Linked DNA regions of Homo sapiens: region 2 is linked to region 1. Evidence: read pairs that join two places in POLR2A ChIA-PET (ENCODE). Cell type or tissue: GM12878. All regions are shown on one strand.

The links. ChIA-PET counts read pairs that join two places held together with the same protein. Peaks named below come from ENCODE experiments on the same cell type or tissue, not always from the same donor. Only the 100,000 strongest peaks of a DNase experiment are listed, where the experiment ranks them.
Region 2: POLR2A ChIA-PET joins it to region 1 with 5 read pairs; 5 of 35 experiments call an interaction of 5 or more read pairs at or near these places.

What each region holds. Positions count from the first base shown.
Region 1 is chr18:76,816,885-76,820,884 of GRCh38, reverse strand. The region is part of intron 1 of ZNF236-DT (ZNF236 divergent transcript); the gene reads left to right. Among named protein-coding and RNA genes, the nearest start is that of ZNF236-DT, 3.4 kb to the left of the region's middle. RefSeq lists a silencer at 444-523. In GM12878, no CTCF peak of the experiment used is centred here; no DNase peak of the experiment used is centred here; H3K4me3 peaks cover 1,284 bases; H3K27ac peaks cover 502 bases.
Region 2 is chr18:76,963,539-76,967,538 of GRCh38, reverse strand. All of the region lies in intron 30 of ZNF236 (zinc finger protein 236), which reads right to left. Among named protein-coding and RNA genes, the nearest start is that of MBP-AS1, 15 kb to the left of the region's middle. RefSeq lists an enhancer at 366-1,034 and a silencer at 3,268-3,317. In GM12878, no CTCF peak of the experiment used is centred here; DNase peaks (open chromatin) are centred at 1,570 and 3,381; H3K4me3 peaks cover 869 bases; H3K27ac peaks cover 1,810 bases.

The DNA.
Region 1 (4,000 bases):
TGTAAATAACACCACCAGCTTTCTTTCCTGTGTGTACCTTTAGAGTTAAGTGAGTTTAAGAAGTGTGTGTGTGGCCGGGCGCGGTGGCTCACGCCTGTAATGCCAGCACTTTGAGAGGCCGAGGCGGGCGGATTACGAGGTCAGGAGATTGAGACCATCCTGGCTAACACGGTGAAACCCCATCCCTACTAAAAATACAAAAAAAAAAAAAAAAAAAACTTGGCCGGGCGTGGTGGCGGGCGTCTGTATTCCCAGCTACTCGGGAGGCTGAGGCAGGAGAATGGCGTGAACCCGGGAGGCGGAGCTTGCAGTGAGCCGAGATCCCGCCACTGCACTCCAGCCTGGGCGACAGAGCGAGACTCCGTCTCAAAAAAAGAAGTGTGTGTGTATGATGTTTGTTTGTTTGTTTGTTTTTAAGACAGGGTCAGGCTCTGTTGCCCCGGCTGGAATGCGGTGACGCTGTCTCTGCCTACTGCACTCTCTGCCTCCCCGGCTCAAGTGATCCTCCCACCTCAGCACCCCAAGTAGCTGGGACTGTAGGTGCTCACCACTATGCCTAGCTAATTTTTTGTGGACATGGGGTTTCACCATTTTGCCCAGGCTAGTGTCAATCTCCTGAGTTTACCTGGCTTCCCAAAGTGCTGAGATTACAGGCATGAGCCACCGGACCTGGCCAAGTATTTTTTTTTAAATCCAATTTGATAATCTTTATCTTGAATGAGAGTGGTGGCTCCCAAATTTGCTGCACTTTAGAATGATCTGGAAAGCTTTTAAAAGTCCCAATGCCCTGTTCATACCTCACATCCATAAATCTGACAGGAATGGGAACCATGCATTGGTGTTTCGTTATTGTTGTTTTTTAAGATCTGCAGGTAATTTGACGATGTACAGCAAAATTTAAGAGCTAGATCATTTGGTACATTTATGCAAAGTACTGATATTTTTACATGTAAAGATGTCTTTTCACACTTTCCATTTGACTCATATGTTTTATGTTCTTTACGCCTTTCTTGCTTTCTTTTGGATTACTGATGTTTAAAAATTATCAGTAATTTTTAAATTAAATTAAATGGTGAAACCCCATCTCTACAAAAAATTAGCTGGGCATAGTGGTGAGCACCTATAGTCCCAGCTACTTGGGGTGCTGAGGTGGGAGGATCACTCGAGCCCAGGAGGCAGCGAGTGCAGTAGGCAGAGACAGCGTCACTGCATTCCAGCGAGGTGGATCACACCTGTAATCCCGGCACTTTGGGAGGCCAGGGTGGGTGGGTTGCTTGAGCTCAGGAGTTCATGACCAGCCTGGGCGACATGGCAAAACCCCATCTCTATCAAAAATACAAAAAAACGGCCAGGTATGGTGACGTGTGTCTGTGGTCCCAGCTACTCAGGAGGCTGAGGGGAGAGGATCACTTGAGCCTGGGAGGTTGCTGTGAGCTGAGATTGTATCACTGAACTCCAGCCTGGGTGACAGAGTGAGACTGTCTCAAAAAAGCTTTATATATATTTTTATATATATGAGTATTTTATATATACACTATATTACATATATTTATGTATAAAGCTATGTATATTTGCATATATATAGCTGATTTATACATATAAATAGCTTTTAGTGGTACACTTGAGATTATAACATGCGTTCTTGACTTATCAATGTCTAATGTAAATTAGTATTTTTTCCTCTTCCCAGACAATGCTAAAACAGTTTATTGGATATTTTAGTTATTTCTGTATTTAAAACTTCACAAGACACAGTACTGTTGATGTTCATTTTGATGGCCCACATATATGCCACTATCATTGTGTTTTATCCTTCTGTGACTTTCTAGGGTCATTTCCCTTCCACCTGAAGTACCCCTACTATTATTTCCTTTAGAGGAGGTCTGCTGATCATCTCAGTTGTGTTTGTCTGAAAATATTTGTATTTAATTTTTATTCTTAAAAAATATTTTTTCTGAGTATGGAATTCTAGGTTGTCAGCTCGTTTCTTTCAACACATTAATGATGTAACTCCACTGTTATGTGCATCCATATTTTCTGCTGTTTTTTGAAATAAATATTTTCCTCTGACTGCGTTTAAGTGTTTCTCTGTCTTCAATTTTCTTCAATTTTACTATAGTTTATCTGGATGTATATGCCTTTTTATTCGTCTTATTGGGAATTGATTAGACTTACTGAGTGTCTGGATTGTTGTATGTCTTCAATTTTGGAAAATTCTTGGCTATTATATATTCAAATACTGCTTCTGCCCAAATATCTCTCTTCTAACCTACTAGAGTTTAATTAAACATGTGTTGGAGGCCGGGCACTGTGGCTCACACCTGTAATCCCTACACTTTGGGAGGCCGAGGCAGGCAAATCATGAGGTCAGGAGTTCGAGACGAGCCTGGCCAGCGTGGTGAGACCCTGTTTCTACTACAAATACAAAAATTAGCCAGGCATTGTGGCGCATGCCTGTAGTCCCAGCTACTCCGGAGGCTGAGGCAGGAGAATCGCTCAAACCCAGGAGGCGGAGCTTGCAGTGAGCCCAGATCATACCTTTGCACTCCAGCCTGGGCAACAAGCCGAGACTCCGTCTCAAAAAAAAAAAAAACACACACATGTTGGATCATCTTACACTTTTAAAAAAAAATTATTCTATATGAGGTTTTTATCTTTTTGTTCCTTTATCGTTCGTTCTGGTTTATTCTGATCTATCCTCCAGTTTATTAAATTGCTCTGTGGCTATGTCAAAACTACTGTTGAACATACCTATTAAGTTCTTAAGTTGGGTTTTGGATTTTTCAGTTCCTGAATTTTAGTTGACTCTTTTTCACGTCAGCAGAGTTTGCTTTGTTTTGTTTTTTGAGATAGGGTCTTACCCTGTCACCCAGGCTGGAGTGCAGCGGCGCAAACACAGCTGACTGCAGCCTCGACCTCCAAAGCTCAAGTGATCCTCCTAAGTAGTTGAGACTACAGGTGTGCACCACCATACCTAGCTAATTTTTTTTTTTTTTTTTTTTGGTATTTTTTGTAGAGATGGGGTTTTGTCATGTTATCCAGGCTGGTCTGGAACTCCTAGGTGCAAGTGATCTACCTGCCTTGGCCTCCCAAAGTACTGGATTACAGGCATGAGCCACCATGCCCAGCCCAAAGTAATTTTTTAAAATATACTGGCCGGGCACGGTGGCTCACACCTGTAATCCCAGCACTTTGGGAGGCCGAGGCGGGCGGATCACAAGGTCAAGAGATCGAGACCATCCTGGCTAACGGTGAAACCTCATCTCTACTAAAAATACAAAAAAAAAAATTAGCCGGGCATGGTGGCGGGCACCTGTAGTCCCAGCTACTCGGGAGGTGGAGGTAGGGGAATGGCTTGAACCCGAGAGGCAGAGCTTGCAGTGAGTGAAGATTCGCACCACTGCACTCCAGCCTGGGCCACAGAGCAAGACTCCATCTCAAGAAAAATAATAATAATAAAATGTTCTAGGCCGGGTACAGTAGCTCAAGCCTGTAATTCCAGCACTTTGGGAGACTGTGGCAGGTGGATCACCTGAGGTCAGGAGTTCAAGACCAGCCTAACCAACATGGTGAAACTCCATTTCTATTAAAAATAACGAAAATTAGCCAGACATGGTGGTGCATGCCTGTAATCCCAGCTACTTGGGAGGCCGAGGCAGGAGAATCACTTGAACCTGGGAGGTGGAGGTTGCAGTGAGCTGTGATCGTGCACTCCAGCCTGGGCAACAGAGTGAGACTCAAAAAAAAAAAAATATATATATATATATATATATATGTTCTATTTCATTTTAACCTCATGAACCTAATTCCTGATAATTCTGTAGGGAGTGCCTGTGTGTCTTTTTTTTTTTTTTGGTTTCTAATTTGTGCTGATTCTTCTTGTGTTGCCCTGCCTTCTTGTTTGTCTAGATATATGAAAGAAATGACTTGGAAAATTACTTAAAAAGTAATTTAAGGTATAAGATGATATTCTCCAATAAAAGATTTTCATCTGCTTCTG
Region 2 (4,000 bases), 150 kb before region 1:
CAGATCACACCACCACCTCCAACACCAAATCACAAATCTCACAGATCACATCACCACCCCTAACACCAAATCACAAATCTCACAGAGCACACCACCTCCAACAACAAATCACAAACCTCACAGATCACACCACCTCCAACAACCAAATCACAAATCTCACAGATCACACCACCTCCAACAACAAATCACAAATGTCACAGATCACACCACCTCCAACAACAAAACAAAAATCTCACAGATCACATCACCACCCCTAACACCAAATCACAAATAACACATCTCACGAATCACATCACCTCCAACAACCAAATAACACATCTCACGAATCACATCACCTCCAACAACCAAATAACACATCTCACGAATCACATCACCTCCAACAACCAAATAACACATCTCACGAATCACATCACCTCCAACAACCAAATAACACATCTCACGAATCACATCACCTCCAACAACCAAATAACACATCTCACGAATCACATCACCTCCAACAACCAAATAACACATTTCACGAATCACATCACCTCCAACAACCAAACAAACCACAGATCTCACAGAGCATACCACCTCGAACAATCAAATCACACCCGCAAAATGCATGGAGCACACCAAGGGGTCTACTCAGACTTTAACATTTCTAGTTCCTTGCATAGCTACTGCCACCCTCTGAAACCTAGTCTAGGCCATCTATTATCATTCCTTCCTCAGAGATGGATGCCACTGCTAGATTCTGTGTAGGAAACAAAGGTGAACAAGGGACAGACAAGCAGTAGGATCACACCCCAATATCCATACTCTGAAGGGCATGAACGTTAGCGAATCAAGAGAGAAACCAAGGCCCACGTGTTGTCTGTGCCAGGTCAACAGGATGCAGACAGGAGCAGTTGGTGCAGATTCTGTTTGCTCTGTGCCCCTGAGCACCGAGACAGCACCTGAACTGCATGCTGCAGGAAAAGGGGCTTCCAGACATGATGTGAAGACAGACAGAGATGCTATTCTGGGCCTCTGACTGGCCAGGTGCTGAAGGCCCCTACAGAAAGCTCTGTCCAGTGAGAAACGAGCTGCTCAGAAATGCTGCGCTTGCTCAGGTTCTGGGCTGCCATTTTACTCCAATAAATTTCTGTGCCCTTGCCAAAATATAAATTTAATCTAATCAAATTCTGTGTGTGTGTCTCTGTGTGTGTGTGTGTGTGTGTGTGAAGGGGGGCAGTCCATAGCCAACTTCAACAACTGCAAACACTAACTATTAAAGTAACAAAAGCACAGGCTTCCAGAGATCATGGCGGATGGGAGGCAGGACTAGACTGCACCTCCGACTCAAAGGGACAGAGCAGCATGAGGAGGCTCACATTGTGAATTTTTGCTCCCAAACAACTAGGGGAATAAATCAGGAAACCTGAGAGGACCCACAGACTCTCTGAAGGAAGTGGATTGCTCCTGCAGGACCCAGGAGACACCCCAAATACTCAGCCACAGCAAGACCCGCCCAAGGAGAGTCTGAGCTCAGACACGCCTAGCCCAGCCCCCACCCAATGCTCCTTCTCTACCCACCCTGGAAGCGGAAGACAAAGGGCATATACTCTTGGGAGGTCTAGGGCCCCGCCCACCACCTGTTCCTCCCTATACTACCACAGCTGATGCTCTCTGGAAAGCACCACCTCCCGGCAGGAGGCCAACCAGCACAAAAATAGAGCATTAAACCACCAAAGCTAAGAACCTTCACAGAGTCCATTTCACCCCCCTGCCATCTCCACCGGAACAGGCACCGGTACCCATGGCTGAGAGACCATGAATGGTTCACATCACAGGACTCTGTGCAGACAACCCCTAGTACCAGCCCGGAGCCAGGTGGACTTGCTGGGCGGCTAGACCAAGAATAAAGGTAACAATCACTATAGCTCTGTTCTCAGGGAGCCACAGCCATAGGAAAAGGCGGGGAGTACTATATCAAGAGAACCCCGTAGGACCAAAGAATCTGAACAACAGCCTTCGGCCCTAGACCTTCCCTCTGACAGAGCCTACTCAAATGAAAAGGAACCAGAAAAACCAACTCTGGTAATATGACAAAACAAGGCTCTTTAACAGCTCCCAAAAATCACACAAGCTCACCAGCAATGGATCCAAACCCAGAAGAAGTCCCTGATTTACCTGAAAAAGAATTCAGGAAGTTAGTTATTAAGCTAATCAGGAAGGTACCAGAGAAAGGTGTAGCCAAAGGTAAGGAAATCAAAAAAATGATATAAGAAGTGAAGGGAGAAATATTCAATGAAATTGATAGCATAAATAAAAAACAAGGAAAACTTCAGGAAACAATAGACATACTTATAGAAATGCAAAATGCTCTGAAAAGTCTCAGCAATAGAATAGAACAAGTACAAGAAAGAAATTCAGAGCTCGAAGACAAGGTCTTCGAATTAACCCAATCTAACAAAGGCAAAGAAAAAAGAATAAGAAAATATGAACAAAGCCTCCAAGAAGTCTGGGGATTATGTTAAACGACCAAACCTAAGAATAATCGGCATTCCTGAGGAAGAAGAGAAATCTAAAAGTTTGGAAAACATATCTGGGGGAATAATCGAGGAAAACTTCCCTGGCCTTGCTAGAGACCTAGACATCCAAATACAAGAAGCACAAAGAACACCTGGGAAATTCACTGCAAAAATATCATTGCTTAGTCGCATTGTCATCAGCAACAGCAGCTAAAAAAGACAGAGGGGCATTATATAATGATAAAAGGCGTTGTCCAACAGGAAAATACCACAATCCTAAACATACATGCACCTAACACTGGAGCTCCCAAATTTATAAAACAATTACTAATAGATCTAAAAAATGAGATAGACAGCAACATAATAATAGTGGGAGACTTCAATACTCCACTGACAGCACTAGACAGGTCATCAAGACAGAAAGTCAAAAAAGAAAAAATGGATTTAAACTATACCTTGGAACAAAAGGACTTAATAGATATATACCTAACATTCCATCCAACAACTGCAGAATATACATTATATTTAACAGCAGATGGAACTTTCTCCAAGACAGACCATATGATAGGTCACAAAATGAGCCTCAATAAATTTAAGAAAATTGAAATTATATCAAGCTCTCTCTCAGACCACAGTGGAATAAAACTGCAAATAAATTCCAAAAGGAACCTTCAAAACCATGCAAATACATGAAAATTCAATAACCTGCTCCTGAATGATCATTGGGTGAAAAATGAAATCAAGATAGAAATTAAAAAATTATTCGAACTGAACAACCATAGTGACATAACCTATCATAACCTCTGGGATACAGCAAAGGCAGTGCTAGGAGGAAAGTTCGTAGCCCTAAATGTCTACATCAAGCCTGAAAGAGCACACACAGACAATCTAAGGTCACACCTCAAGGAACTAGAGAAACAAGAACAAACCAAAACCAAACTCAGCAGAAGAAAGGAAATAACCAAGATTAGAGCAGAACTAAATGAAATTGAAACAAACAAACAAAAGATAACTGAAACAAAAAGCTGGTTCTCTGAAAACATAAATAAAATTGATAGACTACTAGCAAGATTAACCAAGAAGAGAGGAAATCCAAATAAGCTCAATAAGAAGCGAAATGGGAGCTATCACAACTGACACCACAGAAATATAAAAGATCATTCAAGGCTACTATGAACACCTTTACACATATAAACTAGAAAACCTAGAAAGATGGATAAATTCCTGGAAAGATACAACCCTCCTAGCTTAAATCAGGAAGAATTAGATACCCTGATCAGACCAATAACAAGCAGCAAGATTGAAATAGTAATTTAAAAATTACCAACAAAACAAAGTCCACAACCAGATGGATTCACAGCAGAATTCTACCAGGCATTCAAAGGAGAATTGGTACCAATCCTTTTGACACTATTCCACAAGACAGAGAAAAAGAGAACCCTCCCTAAATCATTCTATGGAGCCAGTATCACCCAAAACCAAAACCAAGACAGGACATAACCAAA